2 separate regions of the Mus musculus genome follow, and region 2 is linked to region 1. A link is a loop called in an ENCODE intact Hi-C map of the cell type or tissue named here. Cell type or tissue: gastrocnemius. All regions are shown on one strand.

Evidence for each region. Peaks named below come from ENCODE experiments on the same cell type or tissue, not always from the same donor. Only the 100,000 strongest peaks of a DNase experiment are listed, where the experiment ranks them.
Region 2: it touches region 1 in a loop (2.2-fold over the local background); 22 of 42 quality-filtered maps call a loop at or near these places.

Annotation. Positions count from the first base shown.
Region 1 is chr10:22,695,215-22,703,214 of GRCm38, reverse strand. It overlaps Slc2a12 (solute carrier family 2 (facilitated glucose transporter), member 12), which reads right to left. Exons shown (of 5, transcript NM_178934.4): 5 at 1-1,193. The coding sequence ends at 1,040. Among named protein-coding and RNA genes, the nearest start is that of Mir7663, 30 kb to the left of the region's middle. In gastrocnemius, no CTCF peak of the experiment used is centred here; a DNase peak (open chromatin) is centred at 3,546; H3K27ac peaks cover 2,207 bases.
Region 2 is chr10:22,615,494-22,623,493 of GRCm38, reverse strand. No RefSeq gene overlaps it. Among named protein-coding and RNA genes, the nearest start is that of Gm40612, 6.1 kb to the right of the region's middle. In gastrocnemius, a CTCF peak has its summit at 4,470 (motif pointing left); a DNase peak (open chromatin) is centred at 4,459.

The DNA of each region.
Region 1 (8,000 bases):
AAAACCCAAATTAGGGAGGGGGTCTGGTCTCTTTTTTTTAAATCACAGATTTATTTTTCTATCACATGCAAATTCTCTCGGTGAAATGCTTTGTCAAATCTTAAAACTCAAATGGAAAAAGCAGGCCAGAGAAGCGCATCCCGTGGGTAAAAGCCACCTTGCTGGCGTGGCTCTCCATCACTGCTCATCACAGAAAGGAAGGTACCTGGCCTGAGGTCAGGGCCATCCCTCTGTCTGTAGCCTGAGGTAGAGTGATTCCTGAGGGCAGGGAAGAAGTGCAGGAAGGTGGGCTGTGACAGGTTACCACGAAAGCCTTCCCAGGAGACAACTCTTAGAGATTTTTACTGTATAATTTAAAGCTAACTGCTTAGAGATCTGGATAAATATTATGTCCGGACTCCTTGTCTAATATTTACTAACAGCTATTTCTAAATAAATATGGTCCCAGGAATTTTAAATTAATCTTTCTACTCAATTTTTAAAAAGAAATGGAAAATGGTTTATCTTAGAGTTTTAAAAATTGACATAAAACTTACAAAAGAGTACTTTGATTAACAAGTGTCTCATGTGTGATGTATAAGCTGCATAATCTTTGTACTGGTGGACTTGAATGCCAACTAAAGTCTTATTCAAGACACCATCCTAAACTACAACGTAGATGCAATGAAATCATCCACACAGTGTCTTCAGAGGCACACGTGGTAAGTGCCTGCCCAGAACACCACTGTGTCTTGAGTACCAAGCTGTAAGTGGCATCCTACACAGACAGCTTAAGGCAGAGCCAGGCCTCATCACTAGAATGTATGTAGTCTTTTCAAAAGCTGAACTAGAGAAAAAGTTGAAGGCATTGAACCTGCCAGTATTGTTTGCTTGACCTGATACATCAGGACATTGGTGCCTCTTGTACCTTTTGGCAAAAGTCTGTTTTGGGAAGAGGAATTAATGGTGGTCTTTCTAACTTCTCCATGACAGTGAGGAGAGAACATGGCAGAGACCCTGTAAGTCCTGCCACTGTGCCACACGTAGGGATTGGAGCCCGTTAGGTGTCTGGCGAGGGCCGTTGTGACTGTCCCCTTCCACACAGGTGGTTACACTCTGGGAGCTGCTCTTGGGGCTTTCGTTTTTGAAGCTGTGTTGGCACTAATTCTTCCTGGTGATGACTCATAAAACAAATGTTGTTTTTCACATAGTTCCTGAAAGAGAGAGAGGCGCTAATGAAAATGTCATTCTTCGTTTATATAGTACTTGAAAGAAATCTGCAGCGTATTATTTTTAAAATCGCCCTGGGGTTGTCATGGTTTAGTTCATGGAAAAACGTTTTTACTGTGAAGCCTTAATGTGCTTGAGAACTGTGATACATACCTTTGGCCTCTGCTCCATCTCATGCAGAGAGTAAACTGGGGCAGCCATCCTCTCAGAACATGGCCACAGCACCCCTCTGTACAGGCCAAGACTCCAAAAGGGGCTGACTTCACCCCTAATCGTGACTCATGTTCTTGCATTTTCTAGCTCCCTATTATGCCAATATTCCACCTTCTGTTCCCCTTTTCTACAGCATAAATTACTTCCATCTGCATAAAATATGCTGTACCCTTTTATTTACCAGGAAGGGAGCGCCTGTGAACCTTTCTCTCTTCCACAGGGATGAAATGGGTCACAGTAGGCAGAGTGGGTGGAGTTGGATAAAACTAGCTTCCAAGGGCTTGTGCTTTCATAGACAAGCACAAAAGCATGTGATTTGGGGGTGTAAAGCTGATGAGAAAACAGAATGGGGGACAGAGCAAGGGTTTCCATAGGGATTATATATTGCTCAGCAACCCATAATTCCTGGAGGTCAAGTTGGGAGTCCTTATGCAGAATCCCAGAATGCACTGGCACAGTACTTGGATGGACGGGGTGGGGGTGGAGGGACAGAAAGCATGATCACCACAAAAGGCATTGACCAAGAGAGCCACGACAGAAAGTGGGAGGTGGTATTGAAGTATCTCAAAGAGCAGAAAGGGCTGCTTCCTCAGGGAACTGCTCCGGGTGGCAGGGCATCCTACAGCGCTGTGTCGGGGTTACGTCCCTAACCTTGCACGAGACTGGTCATATAGCATTTGCTTTTCAGATTAGGGCTAAAATAAGCTGAGAGGTGTTGATGAGAGCTAGGTTTTCCTGAATGACAGGAAGCGTCAAGGAGGAGAGAATCTGAGCCAAGCAAGAGAGGAAGTGAAGATGTGGGTGGCAAGCATCGGCCTTCAGAGTCCTGGGGAAGGACTGGAGACCTAGTCTGTTGAGCACGGTACTTGAGAACAGGAGCTAGAGAAGGGACCAGTGACAATCAGTGAAAGGTCACCCTGTACATTTGTTCTCCACGGCAGAGCCAGATGTCCTCCCCACTGAGACAGCAGCGTCAGCCCCAGCTCCTGAGCCTCCTGGAGTCCCAAGCCTGAGATGTCTGACCTTTCAGTCTACGCTGCCTTGGAACACCTCTTGGCTTTGGAAATACATGTTCCCTCGGGTTTCCTCATCTTTGGCCTCTCAGACCTTGGTGATCTCTTTCTTCTGATCTCTGATGGAGGGCTTGGTTCAGTCTTGGCCTCATTCTCCTCTGTTTCAGATGAATGCTCTCATCTGGTTTCATGAGGTCAATGGCCTCCAACATTCAACTCTATAAAGACTTACAGAGTTAACATTCACATTCTGCTGCCAACTTCTGTAACTCTAATGAACATCTCCAAATTAATACATCTAAGATTATTCTAACTACCCCTGTACCTTGAAGCCTAGGCCCCTTCAGGCTGCAGTATCTATGCCTCAAAAGCTTAGAAGTTTCCTGGGCCATGGCTCGCTCCCATATCCAGTTCTCCTGTTCATTTGTTAATGCATTCAATAGAAAGCTTTACAAGCCAGGAGACTGTCCTCCAGGATGGGAAACAGCAGCAAACTAAAAGCTCCTGTCGGATGGGGTTCGCCCATTAGCATCTGTTGCTCGAGCAGAGAACCTCTGCACGGTTCCCAGTACGTACATGGCAGTTCACAAGTATTCTTAACTCCAGTCTTCTAGCTGGCAGGAAAAAGGGAAGTGGCACTAGGGCAGATAGCTGCCTCGGGGAAGGACATGAGGAACAGCTGCTGGCCTGAGTGGAGCAGTAGGAAGTGTGAACTGCATTGCTTTTCCTCCATGTGACAAACCCCAGGGGACTGGAACAAAGGGATGACAAAGGGAGCCAGCACAGCCCACTCTGGAGGTATGGTCTGCTCTGGAGGTAGGGTGTGGGGAAGAGATGAAAGACTCCAGCAAAGAAAAGGAAGACACATCAAATGAGAAAAGTAGGGCGGGAGCCAGTGGGTGAACTTACTAGCATGCTTAGCTTATCTTCACACGAAGGGAGATTATAAGCAAGGCACACCTCCAGGTTAGGAGAGATGGAGGTGGATTAATTTCAGCTCCTGGTACACGTGGTGCAGAGGGCATGACATTGGCCCAGATGAGGCAGTGAGTGTGAGAGAAGAGACGTGGGAGGAAGTCCACGCTCACCACAGAGATGGCGTGGAGCCAGGCGAGGACAGGTGTGCAGGGAGAGGTGGCACAATGAGAAGGTAGGTCCTCATATGGGTGCGGTAAAGCTATTCAGAAAGGGTCGCATACCCCACTGAAGCACGAGCTGAGGACTGGCCCCTGCGTTCGTTAGGACCGTTTCCAGGGAAGTGCATAGAGGTCTCACTGGAGCAGGCTGAAGAGAAGGGAAATGAGCAGAATGGATAAAGAGCTTTGCTATAAAGAAAGAACTGGCAAATTTGGAAGAAAAATGGCACTAAAATACCCTTTTTAGAAGCTAGGGAGAAGCAGTATGTAGCTTGGTTGGCAGATTATTTGCCTAGCGTACAAGAAGCCCTGACTTCAATCCCCAGCACCGTATAAACCGGATATGGTGGTACACACCTGTAATCAATGCACTTGCAAGAGGGTATGATGTTCAAGGTTATTCTCAGCCATGGAATGAGTTAAAGACAAGCCAGGGATTCATGGAGCCGTATCAAGAAGAAGAAGAAAGAGGAGGAGGAGGAGGAAGAGGAGGAGGAGGAGGAGGAGGAGGAGGAGGAGGAGGAGGAGGAGAAGGCATCGAGATTGGGGGGCAGGTGGAAAATCTCTGCAAGTCTGTATTCATGCTGATAAAAAGTACAAAGATAAAAACGGGGAGAGTGGAGAAGCAAGCAGAAGTCTTAGAAAAGGGGGGGGAAGGGGTATGAGGGGGCTGATGTCATAGGAATACAGAATTGGCACTTGAACCTGGAGGGAGGCTGGTGGTGTGTGTACAACACCAGACAGTGGCTAGGACAGAAGACTAGAGATCTGTGCTGCCCTGCAGCATGAAGGGCCACCTGAAGCCAGCCCTGTGCTTGTGAGCGTCCCTACGCCTCGGGCTGCTCATGACCTACCTGGCCCGAAATGCCAGTCCTGGCATGTCACTGTCCACTCTCCCACTGCAGGTAGAGCAACTCCTCCCTCAGCCTGCCTTATCAATCCCAGGACTGTGACCTCTTAAAGAGTTCTTGCCCTTCCAGAAACAGGTTAAACCTGTTTGAGTTAGCCTCTGGACTAGCTGCTGCTCTCTGCCTGCATTCTTTGTACCCCTACCTTCCTGAGCCGAATCTTAAAGGTTATCTTAGCACAGCCTTCGGAAGCCTGCCACACCCAAACACTAGTCAGCACATTTTTCTTATCCTGGGAGTATTGTTTTTTCTCATTCATAGTTTGGTTACAGAACCTTCAGCAGTGTCTGATGCATACATAATAGTTGCTTAATAAATATATATTTGTTCATTTATTTACTGTGTGCCTTTGTATGTGTGCTCTGTGGCGATACTGGATATCTCACATGTACACCCAGGGCCTCTCACTGAACCTGGAACTCACAGGTCTGAGTGGATTGGCTGACCAGCAAGCTTCAGGGATCCTGTCCTGTCTTCTCCTTCCCAATGCTGGGATTGCAAGCATTCATTGCTACCACCCCACTTTTCACGTATGCTGGGGACAAACATGTTTGCGTGGCACACACATAACTGACAGATCCATCTCTCACGCTCTCAGTATTTAGAAGCAGTTCGTTTGCCTACAGGAATGGACAAATCACATTGACTGGCTAATAGTAAAAAAGACTTCAGAACTAAACTATAAAACATTTACTGGTTTGTTTTCACCTACGTTGGGGGAAGAAAGGAAGGAAAATCACATTTGAAGAAACTGAATATAGCAAGCATCCCACTGGGGGGGGGGTTGTAGTTGTCAAGGCCGATATTAAAAACAAAACCCTTTCAAATTACATGATAGCAGCTATGTTTCCTGACTCTCAGCTGAGTCACTATTTATTTTATAAGGAATTTAGCATCCTTGGAAGAATACTTGTTTTATCAGCTTTGTAAAAACAGGCTGGGATGGGGACCAACTCTAAATAGAGGGGGAAATATTAAGCAATGTACAGTAGTATCAAATTTAAAATTAATGTGATGTTATAGTTAACTTTCTTACTCCTTAGGAAAACTATTGGGATTTGCACATCAGAACTGATTTTCATGGTGACAAAAGTTGATTGGCTTGTTTTATTAACTTCTAGATTCCAGAAGACTCCTTCAGCTCAGCAGTAGCCCTCCTCCATCGCTTGGCTTCAGTTTCCATGGACTAGCAAGTTCCATGGGCTTCCCACTGCCCTACATTTCCTTAGTTAATGTGATAATCTACTCATACCACAGATTTCTGTCTCTGACATTTCTCTCCAGGGACCCTTGCTTAACATATGCTTCAAACCTTTCTTGTCGGTTTACATAACTCAAGCTGCTTACACATTTTTATTTTAAAAGCATTTCTCGACTGACTGCACCAAGCAGGGAAAAGCTTTCGGCTCTTTAGGACTGTGAGATGAGGAGTTGAAGGAATTTCCTTTCAGAGCTCCTTCTGGGGGTCCCCCTGTAGCATGCACCGGATAGGTACTGCCTTGCTAGTGCTGTGTTTAAGCCACAGGCCACCTTCTTCCAACTTCTCTGCTGCCCACCCTCATGCCCTTGCCTGTTATCTGTCACCATAGTGTTGAGGGGGTCACAGTAACTTTGCTTCGGACCGCTCCTAGTTTTCAACTGCCTCAGACTGCCTCCGACGGTGCCAGCTGAGGTGCTGAGTAACTGCATGACTCAAAAGAACCAAATGTGGGTCTCACAGACAGTAAGTCCGGCGTGTACTCTCTTACTGTTCTCCCCCTCCCAGAATGCTGAATAAGTTCTGCTGAGCTTTGGATACCCAAATCCTATGCTCTCAAGGAGCATTCTAGAAGACCATTAAACAGAAAAATTAGGTATTTCTTAATGCTGTCTTCAAATCGTTAAGATTTACGCTTTGCTCTATTTGACAACCCTACCCGAAAGTTGCTTAATGAGAAAAGTTTTAAAAGTTGAGACTTTTGGGAGGAACTACAGTGTGATGGATAGTAAGTCCTTACTTTTGTTTGTTAAAGGAAAGTAACGGTTCGCTCGGCAATTCCATCTTAACAGACTTACTATTGTTCACAAGACTTTTTTTTTTTCTTTAACAAACTTGTAAAACACATTTTATGCCTTGGGTTAGGAGTTGGGTAATTCAAAGTATATATTCATAAACTGGATTAACCATGCACGCAACAAAAGGCAAGCCTCAGATCTCTTGCCTGCTCAAGCCAGCCTCTTCTGCACTGATGGTTTCTAATATTGTTCTTAGATGGCTGCCAAAAGCCTGGGCCCTGCCAACCTTTCTCACCCTGCCGCTGCCCACGTACCAAGTACCTGCAGCCCTGTGTTGACTACCAGATCTGTATCTTGAAAGCTGTTTCTCCGGAGTCCAGGATTCCTGTGCCTGCTCACATTCCGTCCACTGCGCGTCTTGAGCGCCACAGAGGAGATCTGTACAGATGGAGCTCAGGGCTAACCCCAACCTCCACAACAGACCCTCAGCCAAACCTGCCCCTCGTCCCCGACATCTTGCCACCTTCAATGTCACGTACATACTGGATTGGTTCTGCAAGCCTGAGAGCTGTTCTAGTTGCCTCCTTTCCCTCAGCCATCCTTCCTGTAGAGATTCCAGTTTCCTGGGCTCTCTTGCCCAGGAAAAGAGAGCGTGAACCCTGACCAGCTTCATGCCTTCCCATCAACCATCTCAAATAGCTCCTTCTATTCAGCCACTTCTATGTCCATCCTTCCTATTTTGCCAGAGCATTCCTTCTAAACTCTGGCCACTTCATCTCCTTTTGTTTTAAACACTTCCTCTAGAGGGGTGGGGTGGCTCAGTGGATAAGAGCATTTTCCGTATAAAGGTGGGGGCTTGAGTTGAAATCTTCAGCACGTATGTAGACGTTGGGCATGGCTAAGCATGCCTGCAGCCCTAACACTGAGGGGTGGAGCCGAGAGGATCCGGGCCATCCAGCTTAGCCAAAACAGTGAACATCGAGTTCATTGAGAGACCCTAGCTCAAGGGAATACAGTGGCGATCAATAGAGGAAGGTGGCAAAGTCCAGCTTTGACCTCCATATGTATACTCTCGGCACAAGTATCCCAACACGTGTGCATATTCCACATACACTACACACTACAAAAACGAAACAACAACAAAAATAACCACTACTTCCTTTAAAGTAAAAATTCTTTACTAAGATAGTCAGAGACTCTTCCTGACCCCCCTTTGTTCTGGGCCCATTTCCCAGTCTCAAAGGCACGTTACCTTCATAGCACAGCACTGAATGCAACATTCCTGTGCACAACCTATCCCAGCCCCCATGAGCTTCTTTTTTTTTTTTTTTTTTTTTTTTTCAGTTTTTCAAGACAGGTTTTTCTCTGTGTCCTGGAACTCACTCTATAGACCAGGCTGGTCTCAAACATAGAAATCTGCCTGCCTCTGCCTCCCAAGTGCTGGGATTAAAGGCGTGCACCACCACGCCCGGCGGAGGTCAACTGTTTTAAAGACTGTAACCATACCAAGGGTCAGCAACACAAAG
Region 2 (8,000 bases), 80 kb after region 1:
CTGTTAGTCTATGTCTTTTTATTGGGGAATTGAGTCCATTGATATTAAGAGATATTAAGGAAAAGTAATTGTTGCTTCCTTTTATTTTTGTTGTTAGAGTTGGCATTCTGTTCTTGTGGCTGTCTTCTTTTTGGTTTGTTGAATGATTACTTTCTTGGTTGTTCTAGGGTGTGATTTCCGTCCTTGTATTGCTTCTTTTCTGTTATTATCCTTTGAAGGGCTGGATTCGTGGAAAGATATTGTGTGAATTTGTTTTTGTCGTGGAATACTTTGGTTTCTCCATCTATGGTAATTGAGAGTTTGGCCGGGTATAGTAGCCTGGGCTGGCATTTGTGTTCTCTTAGTGTCTGTATAACATCTTTCCAGGCTCTTCTGGCTTTCATAGTCTCTGGTGAAAAGTCTGGTGTAATTCTGATAGGCCTTCCTTTATATGCTACTTGACCTTTCTCCCTTACTGCTTTTAATATTCTATCTTTATTTAGTGCATTTGTTGTCCTGATTATTATGTGTCGGGAGGAATTTCTTTTCTGGTCCAGTCTATTTGGAGTTCTGTAGGCTTCTTGTATGATCATGGGCATCTCTTTTTTTATGTTTGGGAAGTTTTCTTCTATTATTTTGTTGAAGATATTAGCTGGCCCTTTAAGTTGAAAATCTTCATTCTCATCAATTCCTATTATCCGTAGGTTTGGTCTTCTCATTGTGTCCTGCATTACCTGGATGTTTTGAGTTAGGATCCTTTTGCATTTTGTATTTTCTTTGACTGTTGTGTCGATGTTCTCTATGGAATCTTCTGCACCTGAGATTCTCTCTTCCATTTCTTGTATTCTGTTGCTGATGCTCGCATCTATGGTTCCAGATCTCTTTCCTAGGGTTTCTATCTCCAGCGTTGCCTCGCTTTGGGTTTTCTTTATTGTGTCTACTTCCCCTTTTAGTTCTAGTATGGTTTTGTTCATTTCCATCACCTGTTTGGATGTGTTTTCCTGTTTTTCTTTAATGATTTCTACCTGTTTGGCTGTGTTTTCCTGCTTTTCTTTAAGGGCCTGTAACTCTTTAGCAGTGCTCTCCTGTAATTCTTTAAGTGACTTATGAAAGTCCTTCTTGATGTCCTCTATCATCATCATGAGAAATGTTTTTAAATCTGTGTCTAGATTTTCGGTTGTGTTGGGGTGCCCAGGACTAGGTGGGGTGGGAGTGCTGCGTTCTGATGATGGTGAGTGGTCTTGATTTCTGTTAGTAGGATTCTTACGTTTGCCTTTCACCATCTGGTAATCTCTGAAGCTAGCTGTTTTAGTTGTCACTGTTAAGAGCTTGTTCTTCAGGTGACTCTGTTAGCCTCTATAAGCAGACCTGGAGGGTAGCACTCTCCTTAGTTTCAGTGGGCAGAGTATTCTCTGCAGGCAAGCTCTCTTCTTGCAGGGCAGGTACCCAGATATCTGGTGTTCGAACCAGACTCCTGGCAGAAGTTGTGTTCCACTCACTAGAGGTCTTAGGATCTCGTGTGGAATCCTGTGTGGGCCCTTGCGGGTGTCAGGCGACTCCACTGGCAAGGTAGCTCGGGGCTCGAGTGGAGTGGAAGGGGTTTGTGCCCCAGATCAAGCCCGGGTAGCCTGCTTCCCTATGTACCGTAGTCTCAGGTTCTGCAAGATTGGATTGGGGCAGGCGCTGTGTTCCACTCACCAGAGGTCTTAGGATCCCGTGGGGAGTCCCGTGTGGGCCCTTGCGGGTGTTGGGCAAGACTCTGCTGGCAAGGTAGCCCGGGGCTCAAGTCGAGCGGAAGGGGCTTGTGCCCCAGATCAGGCCCGGGTAGCCTCCTTCCCTATGTACTGCAGTCTTAGGTTCCGCGTGATTGGATTGGGGCAGGCGCTGTGTTCCACTCACCAGAGGTCTTAGGATCCCATGGGGAGTCCCGTGTGGGTCCTTGCGGGTGTTGGGCAAGACTCTGCTGGCAAGGTAGCTCGGGGCTCGAGTTGAGCGGAAGCTACATAGCTATTCCTAACAACTGGTGGAAAACAGGTGTGCAGGCGTAATGATTTTTGTGTACTGTGTAAAGTTTACCCTTGTGTGACTCAATTGCTGATTTCTCTGCCCTTGTATAATCTCCTATCTCAAGTTTGTGTAAATAATTCTTACTATTTATTCTCTGCCTTGTCAATAAATACTGATCACACAATGGCTGGACAGAATGGAGAATAGTGAGGGATGTCTGCTAACCAGAGGGAGAGAGGGAGAGAGAGAGGGAGAGAGGGAGAGAGAGAAGGAGAGAGGGAGGGAGAGAGGGAGGAGGGAGAGAGGGAGGGAGAGAGGGAGAGAGGGAGAGAGAGAGGGAGAGAGGGAGAGAGGGAGAGAGGGAGAGAGGGAGAGAGGGAGAGAGGGAGAGAGGGAGAGAGGGAGAGAGGGAGAGAGGGAGAGAGGGAGAGAGGGAGATTTGGATCAGCCAGGAAGATGGAGCAGTGGGAGCTGGAGGAAGTCCAGAGAAAGATCATGAAAACACACCTGAAGCCCAAAGAACCAGATCAATAATAATATGCAATATCATGAGATGGGGCTGTGTGTGTGTGTGGGGGGGGGGGGGTAGGCAGATTAGCATAGGAGGCTGAGGTAAATCATTTAACTGCTCACCTATTGAGGTACAATTTTAAATAAATTTTGGTTTCCCTGTGTAATTATTGGGAACTACCCTAATATAAAAAAAATACAACTGTGGGATTAATTCACTGTTTACATTATATTAATAATTCATGTAAAGAGGGTTGGAGGAATTGAGGAACTTGGCAGAAGATGGGTTTGTTTTTTTGTTGTTGTTGTTTTGTTTTTGTTTGTTTTGTTTTGTTTCTTTCTAGCCCCTAGCACCTGATTCTCCTGAACTCTCCAGGTGCTTTACAAGTCTCTATCCTTTCTTTTTCCCTTGATTAATAGTTGGGTGATCGTCTGTAAAGCCACAGTTCTTTTTGGCAAATGTTATCCAGAGTGTAAAGATTTCCTAATATGCATTCTCTCAAAAAATTTTACTTAAGATAAAAATCAGATGGAGGATTGGAAGTCATCTTAAAATTGTGAACGTGGTACATAAACACTATTTGTCTCTCTCCCTCCCCTGGAGGATGGGTGGTGACAGCAACAGCAGCCAGTAGATGAGAATCCAGCCATGATGCCTAATCTGCTTGCCCATTTGTCCATTCAAACTCTACTGTCTCTTAATCAACAAGGTTTAACGAACATGTGGCAGCAGTGTGGTGACCAGTACAGTGGAGAGAAACCAACAAGGTCCCTAAATCTCCAGGCTTTACAATAGTCTGAACTATTGGTTGAAAGAGGTTGGCTCTCAGAGACGTTGGAAAATTCCATCATACCCCTCCCCTCCTAGAAGAGACAGGACAGAGAGCATGTAGGCTGGAAGAAAGAGGCTAATTAAGCCCCTACTACCTCATTCCCTAAAGACCAATCAGTTTAAATGGTGCACTGTACCTCCAATCATAGGGTGCCTAGTTGCTGATGCTCTATTGCGCCCCTGGAAACTGTATAAAAACTCAACAAACAGGCTGCCAGGGGTCGCTACCCCTCCTTCCCGTGCAGGATGATGGCCCCAGCATGCTGGAACAACACAATAAATTCCTCTTTCTTTTTTATCGATCCCTGGCTCCACGTTGTTCCCTCGGGGGTCCCCAATAAGCTAAGGTTCATCAGAGTTTTACAATTCAACATTCCAGAAAGCCACACACCCAGCAAAAATAGTAACTCCCAAGGGAAAGTATGGGGGCTGGTCTTCCATCCCAGACTTGGTGACAGCTATCAGGAAGAGAAATGGCAGGTCTAAGGTAACATTTCCCAAACTCCGTCTTTAGATAGTTTATCCTCATTAATGACACTGGCCAGTGATCCAGTCCTGCCCTTGTTGATAGAGAAGGTACTGTAAGGCTGAGATAATTAACTTTACTATAAAGTCAGGAATGGATCTGCTGAAATGACAGTTCTGATGTGTTCTGAAGAGCTCCCGTCCCTCAAGATGTTAGCAGAAATTCTTAACAGATAAAAAGAGGACAGAGTTGCTAGGGATTTGGCTCAGTGGTAGAGCACTCACATAGCATTTGTGAAACCTCTAGTACCTTACACACAACAACTATAATAACAGCGTATTGGGGAATCTTGATTATAATCCAAATGATTAAGGGATTCTTCCTATTATATTCTACTCTCAGAACCTTTAAAAAGACACTTGGGTCTAATCTACTTGCCTGTTTATCCATTTAAACGAGCATGTGGCAGCAGTTTGGTGACCAACACAGTGGAGAGAAACTAACAAGAGTTTGCCGTGAACAAGCACACTTTAAATTCCTCCCACCTAACCTTTAAAAGTACATAGGTGAGGAAAACTGCTTTGAGATGTTTGTGTGGCTTGGAGGCTGGGGGCAGAGAGCCTTAGCTCACAGGGCCAGGAGCCTACATTTCCTCTTCTCTGCTGCCCCCTGTTGATATAGTAAGGGAAGGGCAGGTTTCCAGTTGCAAGGACAGAGAAGAGAATGGGGTAATACTAGAGGAATGGACAGAGGGTCCCACTTGAACTTGATCTGCTTTCATCATCCTCCAACTGCGTGTAACTTCTGTGAGACCCATTAGTTCTCTGCCTGTGCTGCCTCTGAGCCTGTCTAGGTGTCTTTGAACCTAGAGAAAAGAGAAGTTGTTATTCATTTGGAAATCAGTCCATCCATCCATCCATCCATCCACCCATCCATCCATCCACCATCTTTCCATCCACCCATCCAAATACTTGCCATATGCCTACACTGAGCCTGGTGCAAAGCAAAGGGTGAGACCAGAATAAAAGAGACTTTTCTGGCTTCTATCTCTGCACCAATCCCTTGCCTTCTCTTCCTTTCTAAATGTGAATTACAGAGACAAGTCTTTGATCTGGGTTTCTTTATCTTCTCATAACATATCCAACAAACAACTTTCCATAGCTCTCTAGGTTCCAAACACTATTTCATAAGGACACTTTGTTTTTTAGTTCCATATAGCTTCCTTAGTGTTATGATTTTAAATGTTTGCAGAAATTTTATTTTGGCTTTTACGGAGACTTGAGATAGAATGTAAGTTTCAGAATACACCACTCGAGCCTACCTTGGGCATGAGAAACTATCTGCAAAGAAACATTAAGTCTTAAGACTTAAATGTGTTGGTAGCCTGGGCTGGCTCCCGATAAATTGAAGACTGTAGAGTCTCTACAGCAGCACATGTTCACGAGACCATTGTGAGTCCCATCCCTTGTGCTGGCTACCTTGCACTTCACAGTAAATTCTTTCTACGTGGCAATACAGTATTTAAGGCCTTGGGCATGAACTGGCTGAAATGCTTTATCACATCATCCATCTTGCTTTAAGGTGTTTACGGCAGAATAGAAGCCAAGTGGGGAAAATAGGTCTGTATTATCTCAGGCAAGTGGGGGAAAATAATGTCCTACAATCTGTTCTCAGATTGTTGGGAAACCTTCAATATCCTCCTTACCTCCAGAATCCTGCTCACCACTCATGGGCTGGACAGATACAAACAGTCATTTTTCTTGCTTTCTGAACATCTCCTTTCCACAAACTGTGAAAGAATGGAGGTCCTCGGCAGCCTGGCTGGCTTCACACTCACTGTTTAGCCAAGGAAGATGGCTTTGAACTCCTGACCTTCCCACCTCAACCTCCCAAATGCTGGGACTTCAGTCCCGTGCCCTTACATCTGGTTAAGTGCTTTGACTTTAGTTATCCAAAAAACACAGAAGCATAAACCACTCACACCACTGTCCTCGTGGGCCACTGTTCTGGGGTCGGGCAAGCATCGGTCTCACTTCACCTATCCAAGACGAGGACAAAGGTAAACCGAACCCTCGTGAATCTGATTTCTCTTTCCTGCTCCCTTGAAGGTGTTCCCTTTTTGCTTTTCTCTCTATGCTATGGAACATTTAAACACCACGGAAGGCAATTAAAAATATAGAACATGTCCATAGTTGCCTTTGGCTCAGGAAATTAATGAATGAGTACATTTTGCAGGGTAACTACTTCAAGAGAAGTTTTTTCGGTCGTCACCCAAATCTCTGTTAAATGCTTCTCACCCTGATTGTCTTATGGTAGCGACCAGGGTGAACATTTCCTGGGTTATCTGCGGACTGAGAGCATCCTGCTGTTACATCCTGGTTAGGGCATTGTACGGGAGATGGAGTGAGCTCAGGTCCTTCGCTCAGTTGCTTCTAGATAGTCCTAACATGCGTGAACACTATGAAAGAATCCTTAAAAACTCTGTGCATTTTCAGGCATTTTAAAGCTGTTATCTTAAAAGAAAATTAAAGAACATTTTTTAAATAAACATTTATCTATTTTGTAAGGCTTGCGTAGGAAACTTCATGTGGGTTCCCAGCATAAAGCTGGGGTCCACTGGCTTGATGGCCAACACCTTTGCCTCCTGAGCATCATGACAGACTCTAGATTATAAATGAAGTAGTCCAACGTCTGTTCCCCCTGGCAAAGTACTGCATAATATATATGTTATTTAAGTGTGTTCATTAAAATATGAATTATAAGCCAGGCAGTGGTAGCTCATGCCTTTAATCCCAGTACTTGGGAAGCAGAGGCAGGCGGATTTCTGAGAACGAGGCCAGCCTGGTCTACAGAATGAGTTCCACAACAGCCAGGGCTACACAGAGAAACCCTGTCTCGAAAAACAAAAACAAAAAAAAACCCCAAAAACAAACAAACAAAAAAAAGAATTATAGATTCAACTTGTATAGAACATGTGCCACATATCCAGTGGATAATACTCACTTTCCCCCCTAGGAAATGCTAGGGCTTGTATTAAATTTAAATAAATACACAGTTGTACTCTGTGATGCCCTCTCATTTCTGAGTTCTTGTTCTAAAGTAGATTGATGCTGGGTGGGAAGGAGGGATGGGACTTCCCATGAAACAAGCTTGCGGACTCAAGTTTGCCGGTTTGCCGGAGGAGCAGGCAGGCCCAACCTCCGACTCACACTGAAGTATGTTAAGAAGCAGCCGGAGCCACGGATCCCGACTGAAAAGGCTCATTTACATGGATGTACTCGTCATGTGTATGATTCAAAATCTGTAACTATGTGAATCAAAATCTGTAACACTCTAGCACAGATGGAAAGTAAGGGGCGGCAAAGGGTTCAGGAGTTGTTGGGTGTTATAGGGAGGGAGAAAGGTAAATGAGCAGAGCATGAAGGATTCTGGGAGAATGGTAGGTGTTGAATGTGAAACTCTAATGGAAGACGTGTGATGATGATGATGGTGGTGGTGGTGGTGGTGATGATGATGATTTTTACCCTGGCCCAGCTTCCCCCTGCCCCCCCCCCCCCAGCCCCATGGATCCATCTAATGTCATGGATATTTTGATGCAGGTTTAGCTAATGTAACAAACATGCCATTCTGATACAGGGTGCTAATAGTGAGAGAGATTGCATGTGGGGGTATAAACAAGAAGTCTTTGAATTTTCTGTTCAGTTTTATTGGGAACCTAAAACTGCTCTAACAAATAAAGTTGAGAGAGAGAGAGAGAGAGAGAGAGAGAGGATAGATGATAGATAGTTGATTCCACCAGCCTCAGGTTAAGTGGACACATCGGATATAGCAATGTCTCACAAGTATTACGATGCCAGATTAAATTGCTCTCCTTTGAAGAACAGTGCACACTGTTGTCTAACTGGCACCAAAGGCCACCATCCTTTCTGGACTGGTGGCACTGCAGCTCCACGGAGCACATAAAAACCTCAACAGTGATGGTGAGACAGGTCTGTCTACGATCAAGAGACACTGAGAATTCCAAGCAAAGACTGTTCCCCAGAGGGCTGCTGCAGATCCCAGCGGAGTGAGCTGGCCTGGCCGACAGGGCAGGGAGTCTGGTAGTGAAGCCAGCATGAAGCCAGGCCTGGTTCCTGAGCAGATATAAGATAGTCTGCATTGTCACGCCTTCTGCACATTTGGCATAAGGTGACAGCTGGTCACAGC